Regions from separate parts of the Homo sapiens genome. Here regions 2 and 3 are each linked to region 1. The links are chromatin contacts, found by Hi-C or POLR2A ChIA-PET in ENCODE. All regions are on one chromosome and are shown on one strand. Each heading gives the region's core, a stretch centred on a gene start or an enhancer-like site at or near the end of the contact. The rest is flanking DNA. Distances are from core to core; before and after follow the strand shown. Region 1 holds the start of ST6GALNAC3 (ST6 N-acetylgalactosaminide alpha-2,6-sialyltransferase 3). Region 2 holds the start of TYW3 (tRNA-yW synthesizing protein 3 homolog). Region 3 holds the start of FPGT-TNNI3K (FPGT-TNNI3K readthrough).

Evidence for each region. Hi-C counts contacts between places; a loop is a spot of excess contacts on that map. ChIA-PET counts read pairs that join two places held with the same protein, here RNA polymerase II (POLR2A). Pooled maps may share reads with other maps.
Region 2: a map of naive thymus-derived CD4-positive, alpha-beta T cell shows a loop between it and region 1 (18-fold over the local background). The contact joins the promoter of TYW3 here to the promoter of ST6GALNAC3 in region 1. A Hi-C loop is called at or near these places in 1 of 168 maps with a recorded cell type or tissue (naive thymus-derived CD4-positive, alpha-beta T cell), 1 of 37 single-sample maps with no recorded cell type and 6 of 50 pooled maps. POLR2A ChIA-PET finds 5 or more read pairs at or near these places in 1 of 52 experiments (activated T-cell).
Region 3: a loop to region 1 is called in a map of CD8-positive, alpha-beta T cell, with 10 times the contacts of the local background. The contact joins the promoter of FPGT-TNNI3K here to the promoter of ST6GALNAC3 in region 1. A Hi-C loop is called at or near these places in 4 of 168 maps with a recorded cell type or tissue (CD4-positive, alpha-beta T cell, CD8-positive, alpha-beta T cell and naive thymus-derived CD4-positive, alpha-beta T cell), 1 of 37 single-sample maps with no recorded cell type and 6 of 50 pooled maps.

What each region holds. Positions count from the first base shown.
Region 1 is chr1:76,072,796-76,076,169 of GRCh38, reverse strand. It overlaps ST6GALNAC3 (ST6 N-acetylgalactosaminide alpha-2,6-sialyltransferase 3), which reads right to left and starts at 1,424. Exons shown (of 5, transcript NM_152996.4): 1 at 1,286-1,424. The coding sequence starts at 1,303. RefSeq lists a silencer at 1,424-1,623.
Region 2 is chr1:74,731,431-74,734,592 of GRCh38, reverse strand. It overlaps TYW3 (tRNA-yW synthesizing protein 3 homolog), which reads right to left and starts at 1,441. Exons shown (of 6, transcript NM_138467.3): 1 at 1,175-1,441. The coding sequence starts at 1,348. It overlaps CRYZ (crystallin zeta), which reads left to right and starts at 1,543. Exons shown (of 9, transcript NM_001889.4): 1 at 1,543-1,637. RefSeq lists enhancers at 827-926, 1,307-1,596, 1,151-1,861, 2,457-2,746.
Region 3 is chr1:74,196,646-74,200,207 of GRCh38, reverse strand. It overlaps FPGT-TNNI3K (FPGT-TNNI3K readthrough), which reads right to left and starts at 1,966. Exons shown (of 27, transcript NM_001112808.3): 1 at 1,848-1,966; 2 at 377-544. The coding sequence starts at 1,929. It overlaps LRRIQ3 (leucine rich repeats and IQ motif containing 3), which reads left to right and starts at 2,032. Exons shown (of 8, transcript NM_001105659.2): 1 at 2,032-2,212. FPGT (fucose-1-phosphate guanylyltransferase) reads right to left here and starts at 1,966. Exons shown (of 4, transcript NM_003838.5): 1 at 1,848-1,966; 2 at 377-544. The coding sequence starts at 1,929. RefSeq lists a silencer at 2,029-2,128.

The DNA of each region.
Region 1 (3,374 bases), core at 175-2,674:
AGTCCTTGTGCTAAGAGCCTCCCGGTCAAATACCCCATACTGTAATACTGATGTATTATTTCCTCATGTCCTGGAAAATGTTCTGAAACAAAAAGAGGAAGTTCAGAAAGCTCACAGGAAACTTCTGATCTCCTTTACGCAAAGAAGGGGAAACAACTTCTACGAGGTTAGTCTCTTATTTTCATCATTGACACCAGGCACGTTAGAAGACGATTCAGGTAACCAGAACACAGTAGATGACTTAATATCATCTTATAGAGAAATAAATGCTACTTCACAATAACACAACAACAACGAATTGTTTCCTGGTATTTTCCATCGTCACACAGTTCCCCCAGGCTTGGACAACTAGGTCTCTGCATTCTCCAGTCAAGGCCCAGGAAACTTTCATGCTGTTCATGTTTTTGATTCATGCATCCAGGTTATGTTCTTGTAGAAAGGTAGTGCAAAAAAAAAAACGAGGGCAGGGGAGGCCTCTACCAGTGGGATGGAAAGTTCTTTTTAAGTGAGGCCCTCACACCAAGTTCTCCCACCTGAGGCCACAAGTCTGTGAACCCAGAAAGATGCTCAGGTGAGGCTAAGAATCCGGTCTTGGAGAAAGAAAACTCAACAAAGAAGGGATGGCTGAGCGCACTCTGGCAGAGCATAAAATCATTTTGTCTATTCAAATTTATGAGCATAAAGAGAGTGAGAGGTTCTCTACTAACATATACATCCTCGTGTGAACTTTTCCAAAGTAGAGCTAAGGGCAAACAGAGCTAGCAGATCTCATAGAAAACTCATTCCTAAGGGACTACCTGTAAACTCAGAAGTTTCTGTCTTCACATGATCAAATGCACAGTAGAGCCCACCTCCGCTCACTCTTCCCTCCATTTAAAGCGCTATGCCCCTCACCACCAGCAACTCACGCCTAGCCACTCCACCCCTCCCCGTGGCCCCTGAAAGGCCTCAGGCTCCACAGAGCCGCGGGACCCGCGGGAACACCCCTCCTCTCCCTACCATCCCCATTATTCGGCACACAGCCCTGCTCTCCCCTGGAGCCAACAGTCTGCAGCTCCTTCAATGCAGGCGCGAGCAGGAGGCAGGAATGGTGGGAAAAGAAGCTGTGCCAGCTGCATGTTTCAGAATCTCCCTCCATATGCATTTGCCAAAGGAACAAAAAGAAAATCAATGCCAGGAAAAGACAACTGAGATGAGGATGCGGTGGGACCGCGGCTGACTCCGTGCCTCTGAGCAGCAAGGGGCTGGCCAACCACGCGTCCGAGCCACAGATCCAAGTCGTTACCTTCAGGATGCAGGCCATGGCGCTCCGCCGGCCCTCCTGCCACCGAGCAGCGGGCGCGCCTGGGTCAGGGGCAGTCCTGGGGGCAGGCTGGAGGCTGGTACCACGGCAGGACCTCTCCAGCCCACATTCCCGCAGATCCAAATAAGGGGACCGCGGTGTAAGCTGCGCCGCCACAGACCCCGCCCCCCGAGCCGCGGCCCCGCCCCCGTCCCCATCCACTGGCCCGCGGCCCGCGCGGCCCCGCCCCCGGGTCACGTGCCGTCCTGGGCGCCGGCGCCGGCGGCTCCTCAGTGCCTGCTACTTCTTTCTCTTGTTTTCTTCTGTGAACCTTTCGCGGCTCGACGTGCGCAGAGTGCGCTCTGCAGCAGGCGGGGACCTGGGTCCCGCGGGGGGCAGAGTACGGCCTTTTCTTCTCGGTTCCGTCTCCTCTCACACATCAGAGAACTCCTTTTTACAGACGTTTCACACTTTGTCAAAGTTGAGTGGGTTTGGCATCGCCCTTCTGGAGACTTTGGGCACATCAAAGGGCTTTTCAAAAGTAGCAACGAAGTTCTCCCTGGGCTGTTCAAGGATTGAGCCTTCACTCTGTGATGGGCTTATCTAAAATTAATAATTTACCGCTAATAAGTGAGCACAAATATCAACGAAAGAAAGACGTCATGAACCTTACACTCTGTATGGTATATTTTGTGTGTGTGTACATATTTTACATATACATGTATGTGTGTATAATATATAAATTATTGCCTTTTCCTGGTACAAGCTTGTTTATGAAATTGTATATGCATGATATACAGTATACAGATACAGGATGCACACATGTGTATATTGTATTATATATGTACATGTTGATTGTACAGTATATGTTTATAAACTGTGTATGTGTACATGATAGGACTTTGCTCTTCCCTGCTCCAAGCAAGAGCCGGCTAAGAGAAGCAGTTATTTCTACAAGGAGAGTAAACGCATTGCAGAAGGGAGAGAGCATTCCGTGTACACACACAGATTTTTACCACTTGGTCTGTCAGAAAAATTTTAAAAGCGGCCCCCAAATATCTACCCAAAAGAAGTTTCACTTGCTAGAAGCTCCGTCTAGTTTGCCTCCATGGAATCAGGAAAAGCACTGTGGGCTGGTGGTGTCATGAGATTGGCTCACAAACCACAAGGCAGAATCCAGGCTTTCAAGGAATTTGGTATTTTCTTGATGAGAACATGCAGAATTCTTAGAGAGCAGGAGTAACCACAGGAAGGAGGTTGCAGAAGCTGAGCCTGTGGATGAACTGCCTGTCCCATGGGAAGCTCCTGTCTTCAGTCTCCCTGGAATACCACACCCTGCTCTTCGACTTCTTCCTCCCGCCCCTCCCTCCTCTGCCTTACAGATCCGGTGTGTTTTTAGTAAGAATTCTTTGTTTGGGACTATATACTTTAAACCGCTGCTTTAGCTCATGGTCCTTCATAGGCCAGGAAAATTCAGTATTTCATTCATTTACTCATCCCTTGATTGATTCCACAAACTTTTTTATTGAGCCACTACTAAATGGAAGAATAAACTTTATTCACCTTCCACTAAGTGGAGGAAAAATCTTTATTGAAGACCTTTCAGGGATAGGAGAATGACTTTCAGAATATCTAACATCAAGGTGGGCTCACAGTTAAGTGAGAAAGACAAGAATAAGAGATACATGATACTATAACATGGAAAGGGCCTTAGCCAAATTGGAAGCAAAGATCTCAGGAAGGAGAAAGAGAAACACCTGACCGTCCCCCAGCCCGACACCCGTAAAGGGTCTGTGCTGAGGAATATTAGTAAAAAAGGAAGGCCTCTTGCGGTTAAGAGGAAGGCCTCCGTCTCCTGCATGTCCCTGGCAGAACAGCAGAGCAAAGGGGTGAGGGTGGGCAGAGCACATCGTTCTCTCTAGAAAGTCTGTACATCTGGAAAGAGAAACAGCAGGCCCTAGTGAACAGCCCTGCTAAGTACTTCCCTGCTGGGTGTCCTTGATCAAGTTTCTTAACCTCTCTTTAATCCTTACCTTATCTAATATTATCTATCCTCAAGAGAATTAAATGAGATAATAATGTTTGCAAATTG
Region 2 (3,162 bases), core at 192-2,691, 1.3 Mb after region 1:
TTTCCTTCTTCACTTCACAATTTCACTGACAAGATTCATTCTTTCCGTAGATCTTAGCAACCTCAGCATATGCTGTTTTTTCTTTCCTTAAGTCTTTCCTTAAGAACTTTCACCTTTTCACTTCAAAAAAGCACTTTAAAACTTACTGTTGGCAGATCCAAATCGCCAGCATCATTACTCCCGTACTTTGGGGCCATTATTAAGTAAAATAAGAGTTACTTGAACACAAGCACTGTGATACCACCACAGTCGATCTGATAACCCAGAAGGCTACCAAGCAGCTAAAGGGCAGCAAGAATATATAGTGGAATATTCTGGACAAAGGGATGATTCACCTTCCATTCTGGAAGGAGCTGGTTGGCTCAAGATTTTATCACGCTACTCAGAACAGCATGCAATTTAAAACTTACTAATTGTTTATTTCTGGAATTTTCATTTAATATTTTCAGACTGCTGTTGACTGGGGTAACTGAACCTGCAAATAAGGAGGTATGGCTTGTACAGCTGCTTCTTGATTTATGATGGGGTTACATCCCAATAAATCCGTCATAAGTGGAAAATGTAAGTCAAAATGCATTTACTACCCCTGTAAACCCATCATAAAGTTAAAAAAAAAAGTCTAACCATCCTAAATTATATACGATCGTACTTTTCTCTGCGTAAAACTACTAGAGTTGTAATAATGGAGGGGCTCACTAGGAGGCAGTAAACTCCTTAACACTGGTGATGTTCAAGCATGCAGTAACAATGATTTGCCAGAGCTGTTGATGAGCGGATTCCGGCATTCAATACCTTAGCAAGCTACAAAGTCTTTAGATTCCCTTAGTATTCATATAATAAAATCAAATTTTCTAAACTTTGCCACACAAGATAGTTCCCAGGTCAGCAGTTTCAACATCATTTGGGCACTTGTTAGAAATGCACAGTATCAGGCCCTACCCTACACTTAAAGAATCGGGATCTGTATTTTAAAAGATGCTCAGCTGATTAATAGCCACGTTAAACTTTTAGAAGCACTGATCTAATCCCCTAAATTTCACATATAAAGAAACAGAGACCACCCCTCAGAGGAGCAAACACAGACATGCTGGATCCGGTCGTCACTGGATGGGAACAGGGCTCCTGAAGTTTCGCACTAGAAGGCAGGCGATGGACAGGCGCAAAGGGGCCTCACCCGGTCAAGGAGTAGGATGCGGCCAGCGCAGGAGCTGGTGGTGAAAAACTGATCTCGCATGTTCAGAAACTGCACAAGCTCTACCACATCCTCGTCAACACTGCCCTTCCGGCTGAGGTCCGCTTTGCTCAAACATTGCGCCTTCCATTTCCTGAACTCCGCGCTGCGATCCATGGGTGACGGACTCAGGGTCTGCGCTCGGCTCCTTCATGGTAGCCTCGTCTCTCCCTGGGGGCAGCCATATTGAAGCGAGCGGTGGCCGAAAAGGTCCAAACTTCCTCTTCGTTCTTAATTTGGGAAATTCTAGTGCCTTCGCCTAGGGGTGGAGAGAGGCGCACATCCTGGGTGGAGCGAGGCGCACATCCTGGGTGGAGCCTGCAAAAGTTGGAGAAGGTGTGGCAGTCCTCATTTCTGTGGAATCTGAAGAAGCCCACGCAGATTTTAATTCCCACTCTAGATTCTGGTAAGTGGTTTTAAAAACTCTCCTTAGTTGTTTAGACAGCGAATCTCCCCACTGCTCGTCCAAGTGGAACCGAGTTTGATTTTGGCTGCACCCCTTTCCTGCCCTCTGTCCTCCCAGAGAACTAGTGCGTAGAGCTCCAGACCGAAGCCATTCCCCTCCAGGGGCTGCAAGTTCCCATCCATAAATCAGGTAGGAAGTTTTGCCTTCTGGTCCTGGGCTCCTAGCCCTGGTCCTGCGTTTAGGCTCTGAGTTTAGGCTACCACACCATGAGGTGTCCGTTGGCACTACCCCTGCCCAGCCTCCGCCCCCCGCACTCCCTGTCCCCCAGCCCCACGCTGCACCCCCCCCCCCCCCCCCCGCCAGTCACCCGCTTGATTTTTCCCTGCAGCCAGTGCCTGGGTTTGGGGATTCCTGCAGCAGCGCCCAGCGGTCTGTCCAGGGCCCCTTCCCACAGCCCAGCTCTCAGCTGTAGAGGATTTGTCCTAGGTAGGGCCCCTTCCCACAGCCCAGCTGTAGGGGATTTCTTCTCCTAGGTAGGGCCCCTTCGCACAGCCCAGCTGTAGGGATTTGATTTCTTCTCCTAGGTAGGGCCCCTTCCCACAGCCCACCTGTCAGCTGTAGGGGATTTCTCCTAGGTAGGGCTCCTTCCCACAGCCCAGCTGTGGGGGATTTCTTCTCCTAGGTAGTGCCCCTTCGCACAGCCCAGCTGTAGGGGATTTGATTTCTTCTCCTAGGTAGGGCCCCTTCCCACAGCCCACCTGTCAGCTGTAGGGGATTTCTCCTAGGTAGGGCTCCTTCCCACAGCCCAGCTGTAGGGGATTTCTTCTCCTAGGTAGTGCCCCTTCGCACAGCCCAGCTGTAGGGGATTTGATTTCTTCTCCTAGGTAGGGCCCCTTCCCACAGCCCAGCTGTGGGGGATTTTTTGTCTTGGATTCCCACAATTACAGGTTTCCCGGAGCTTCCTCCAGCTTTGCCATCAGGATTGCAGTCTTTGAGAGAAATGTATAGTTTTATTGACCCTGTGACGCCCACCACCTAGAATAATCTTCAAAAGAAAATTACAAAACACCCTGTTAACACATCGTTGGATGTTTATACTGAGTTTCTAGAGGAGACTCAGTGACCAGGGAAGGTGTGTCAATGATTAAACCTAAAGGCTAAAGTTTGGAATGCTTGTCCGTAGCTAATGGAAATTGTTGTGCGAGTCCCTCTGAAGCCACTGTGATTACGTGTCTGGTTAGCGCAGCGAGTTCAGCAGCAAATCTCTCCAAGCTCTACTCCTCCAGCATTAGGGAACAGACTGCCCTGTTCCATACGATCATGGAACCTGGAGGAGTCCGAAATTATTAAACTCCTCCCCTCTTCTTACCCCGTCCTATCTCAAGTGAACAGAAGTGACCTGATAAGATCACACAGCCAGGAAGAGACTTTCTCTGACCACTTGTAATTCTTGCCTTTTTTACATTTCTGGGTTAATAATAAACCATATGCTTACATGAGTCATTGTGTATTAGCAGCAGAACAA
Region 3 (3,562 bases), core at 717-3,216, 1.9 Mb after region 1:
GTCAAGAGTATTTTTTCCCACTAATTGCTTTCTTCATGTAAATTGCTGGAGGAACTCTGGAGTGGAGAGGACCTCAAGGGTTCTACTGATAAGGTCCAAAGGAGTATTCCTATCTGAATAGTGTGAATTTCATTAAAACTAATAAAATTTTCTTTTAAGTAACATTCTGGAAGTTTTTCAAGGTAAGTCATAATGGGTAAGAACAGTTGCTATTCCTTTTATCTTTCTAAAAAAAGTCAATTTATGTTCAAATTTTAAAGTTTGTAAAGCTGTGGGTAGAGATATGCAGCTTATACACTGTAAGTCACAGAAACCTTTTCTTCAATGATTATTCTGCTTAGGACCTATATTATAAAACTGACCATAAAGCGCGTACCAATTTTGGCTCCAGCAGGATCCACAAAAACGTGATATTGAACTCCAAGGGGTAACTCCTTTCTTTTCAGCTTTTCTGACAGCTGTTGGTTGTAAGCAAGTTCCTGTTTTTCATCAGCCGCTGTTATTGCAACTATGTCCCAGAATTCTCCACGTGCTACAAGTTTGCCTATTTGGAAAAAGCAAGGAAATGAAAACAAAAATTATCAGAATTTTCTAGTTGCCACAGGTTTGCCTATTGAGAAAGATGATAAAGAAGGTAATATCCATTATCATCTTCCAAAATGTATCTTTGGCTTTTGAAAGTTAGGGAATAATTAGTGGTGCATTAATACGATTCAAAATAGTTATAATGAAGACTGTTCACAAGTTCCTTTTTTTTCTTTTAGATCACTCCCTCCTTTTATGGTTTGCAATCCAATTTAATTATAAATTCTGAATGACATAATGTTTCTTGATTAAGAGAGCGACTTTTAACTTGCCAAAGACTATTGCCTCAATTCTTCAATAAGAAGAGGAGATAAACATAAACAAATCTCCAGCTTTGCAAATCAATTCTTATGTATCACGGACACTTGGTGTTAGGTGACTAAGAAAGACACAACCCAAAGATCCCTTCCCTCAATGTTGCTGTTTATAAATGTGGGTACTTTATTTTCTATTACTTTAAGATGAACCATGCAAACTTACATAGGCTGTTAGAATATAACATAAAATTCTGGATAACAGAAGGTCCCAACTCTCTGATGACATCTTTAAAAGACAGTGTGCACTTTTAGTAGACAGTTGGAATCTCTTTATTGATAAACAAAATGATTTAGCATTTTAATTAGTTAACAAACAGAACTTGTCAGCTAGAATCTAATAGTCCTGAAAGTTTTACTGTTATCCAAGAATTAGTCCCAGTATTTTTTAAGCAGTCACTGCAACACAAATATAATCACTTTTATTAGACAGGTGTACAGGGATTAAGTGTCATAGCCAATTTTTTGATAACAAATTTCTTCCTTTTAATTTTTAATCCATAATTCCTCCATGTTCTGTTACTCCCTCAACAAACGGTTACATTACAGAAGTAGATGAACGTAATGTAAAGCGTGAAGTAGATAGGGGGCTGGCATCTACTCATAAAGTTCAAAATACTGTGCTTCGTATCTTTTAGATTTATTTAAAGCAACTTTTATTAATGAGCTAATCAATGCATAACTTCACTAGTAAGATTTTCTTCTTCTTCCTCCGCCCTCATTTTTAATATCTATACTACTAAGAATAAAGTAAGCAACAAGCATGTCAAGCAGGGACAGTGAAAAGAATAAAAAACTCAAAAGGATTATTAGCTAGCTACTCCTGGGGAGCGTCATAGGCCTACAGATGAGAAGTAAACGGGAAGTGACAGTCCAGCAAACCTCCTGGCACGTAAAAGCACCCTCCCTCTGCATTGCCCAGGAGAACTCCGGTGCCTTCTCTGGTACCTCTTAGCTCGGAAAACCTCCGCAATTTTCGCTGGGTGGCTTCTCGCAGCGATACTTCCGGAGGGTCCCTAGCAGCTGCCATAGCCCCACCTTCCCTGAGACCGCGCCGCACAGCACGCATGCGCCCTGGGGTGCGCCTCCGCCCGGTTGTTTCTGACCCGCCCCCTCCGTGCGTCGCCCACGTAACCACGCCCCCGGAGCGCCTTGGCTGGCGCCCGGAAAACCATGATGTGGAGAACTTGGATGTTGTCTTGTTTCTCTAGCAACGGTCTCAGGAGCAGATGGCCGCCCAGCGATTTGTCTGACTGTGTTGGGGCTGGGCCACTTGTCTCCAACTCATAAGGGCTTGCAGCCCAGTTGACCCGGTGAGTGGTTCAGTTTGGGTGACAAAATTGTTAGAACCGACCCGCTAAGGATAAGGCGAAACTACATTCTAGCTTCCCAGCTTTCACATCAAAGGCGGTTCGTCCTAACTGGTGGTTTGTTTCAGCCTGGAGCAGTTCCCCAGGATAGCCTGATAGAAGATCTCCGCCATCTCTCCTTTCCCCCGCCACCCCGGGCCATCTGCCCCCAACCCTGGGTCATGATACATACACAGTCTGAATATTTAAAATCTCTGCTCTTTCTAGGAACCTTAAGTTTGTGGTTCCTAGAGAGTGAGCCACCCCACCCCTCTGTTTTTTCTTAGTAGGCTACACACGACAGCCTCTCAAATAGTGTCTTTGAAAGTTGTATAAAATTCAGTCCGCAACCAGGCTCCAAATATTTTTGGTATTTTGGTTTCTTCTCTGGCATTCTTTTGTATATGCAGATTAATCTAGAATGTTCAATAACACTCTTAGGAATAAGTCAGCCTTTTTAGGTGTTTTTTTGGGTAGCTATATAAAGGTGTTCCTGTTATAGAACACGAGGTTTCTTGGTTTTACAGACCACTTCATCTTTACACAGAAGAAAACTGAATCAGAGAATAGTGAGTTAGTCAAGGTATCACAATTAGTAAGTAATAAAAGATTTAAGAAATATATTTCAATCCCAAACCCAGAACTTGTGGTATTTCACCATACCGTTTGATTTTTTGAGACGATTTCTCTGTATCAACGTCTTCATTAGGTACGTAGACATTCAGGGCACCATAAACTCTTGTCATAAATTTACTTAGTTTTTCTTCTCAGACTTGTTATACAATCGTGTTCTAATAGTGGAAACATTTGGATAAAATGGCAGATTAGATTACTCTTTCATAGTTTTACATTTAAAACTTCATTAATTAAAAAAACAGTATCTTATTGAAGAACATTTAGAAAATACAGAGACTTGAGTGAAAGTAACCAAAGGAGAAAGTAGCGAGAGAAGGTCAGAGAGAGAACAAAGGGCCATAGGAAGAATTTTGGTTTTTACTCTTGAGGGAAACAAAGCCATTGCAGGGTTTTGAAGTGACTTGGCTTATGTTTAAAGAGATCACTCGGAGATAGGAGAATAGATTATAATGGGGGATGAGGCAATGATAGAAGCAGGGAGACTTCTTTGGAGGTTACTGCAATATTGCAGGTGAGAGCTGGTGAAGGCTTGACCAGGATGGTAGCAGTGGGAATGGTGAGAAGTTGGTCAGATTCTGGATATATTTTTAAGACAAAAACAATAAAATGTGCTGATGGAATTAATGGGTGTGGACTGTAAGAGAAAAAGAGGAGTCAAAATGACTGCCTTGGGATGGA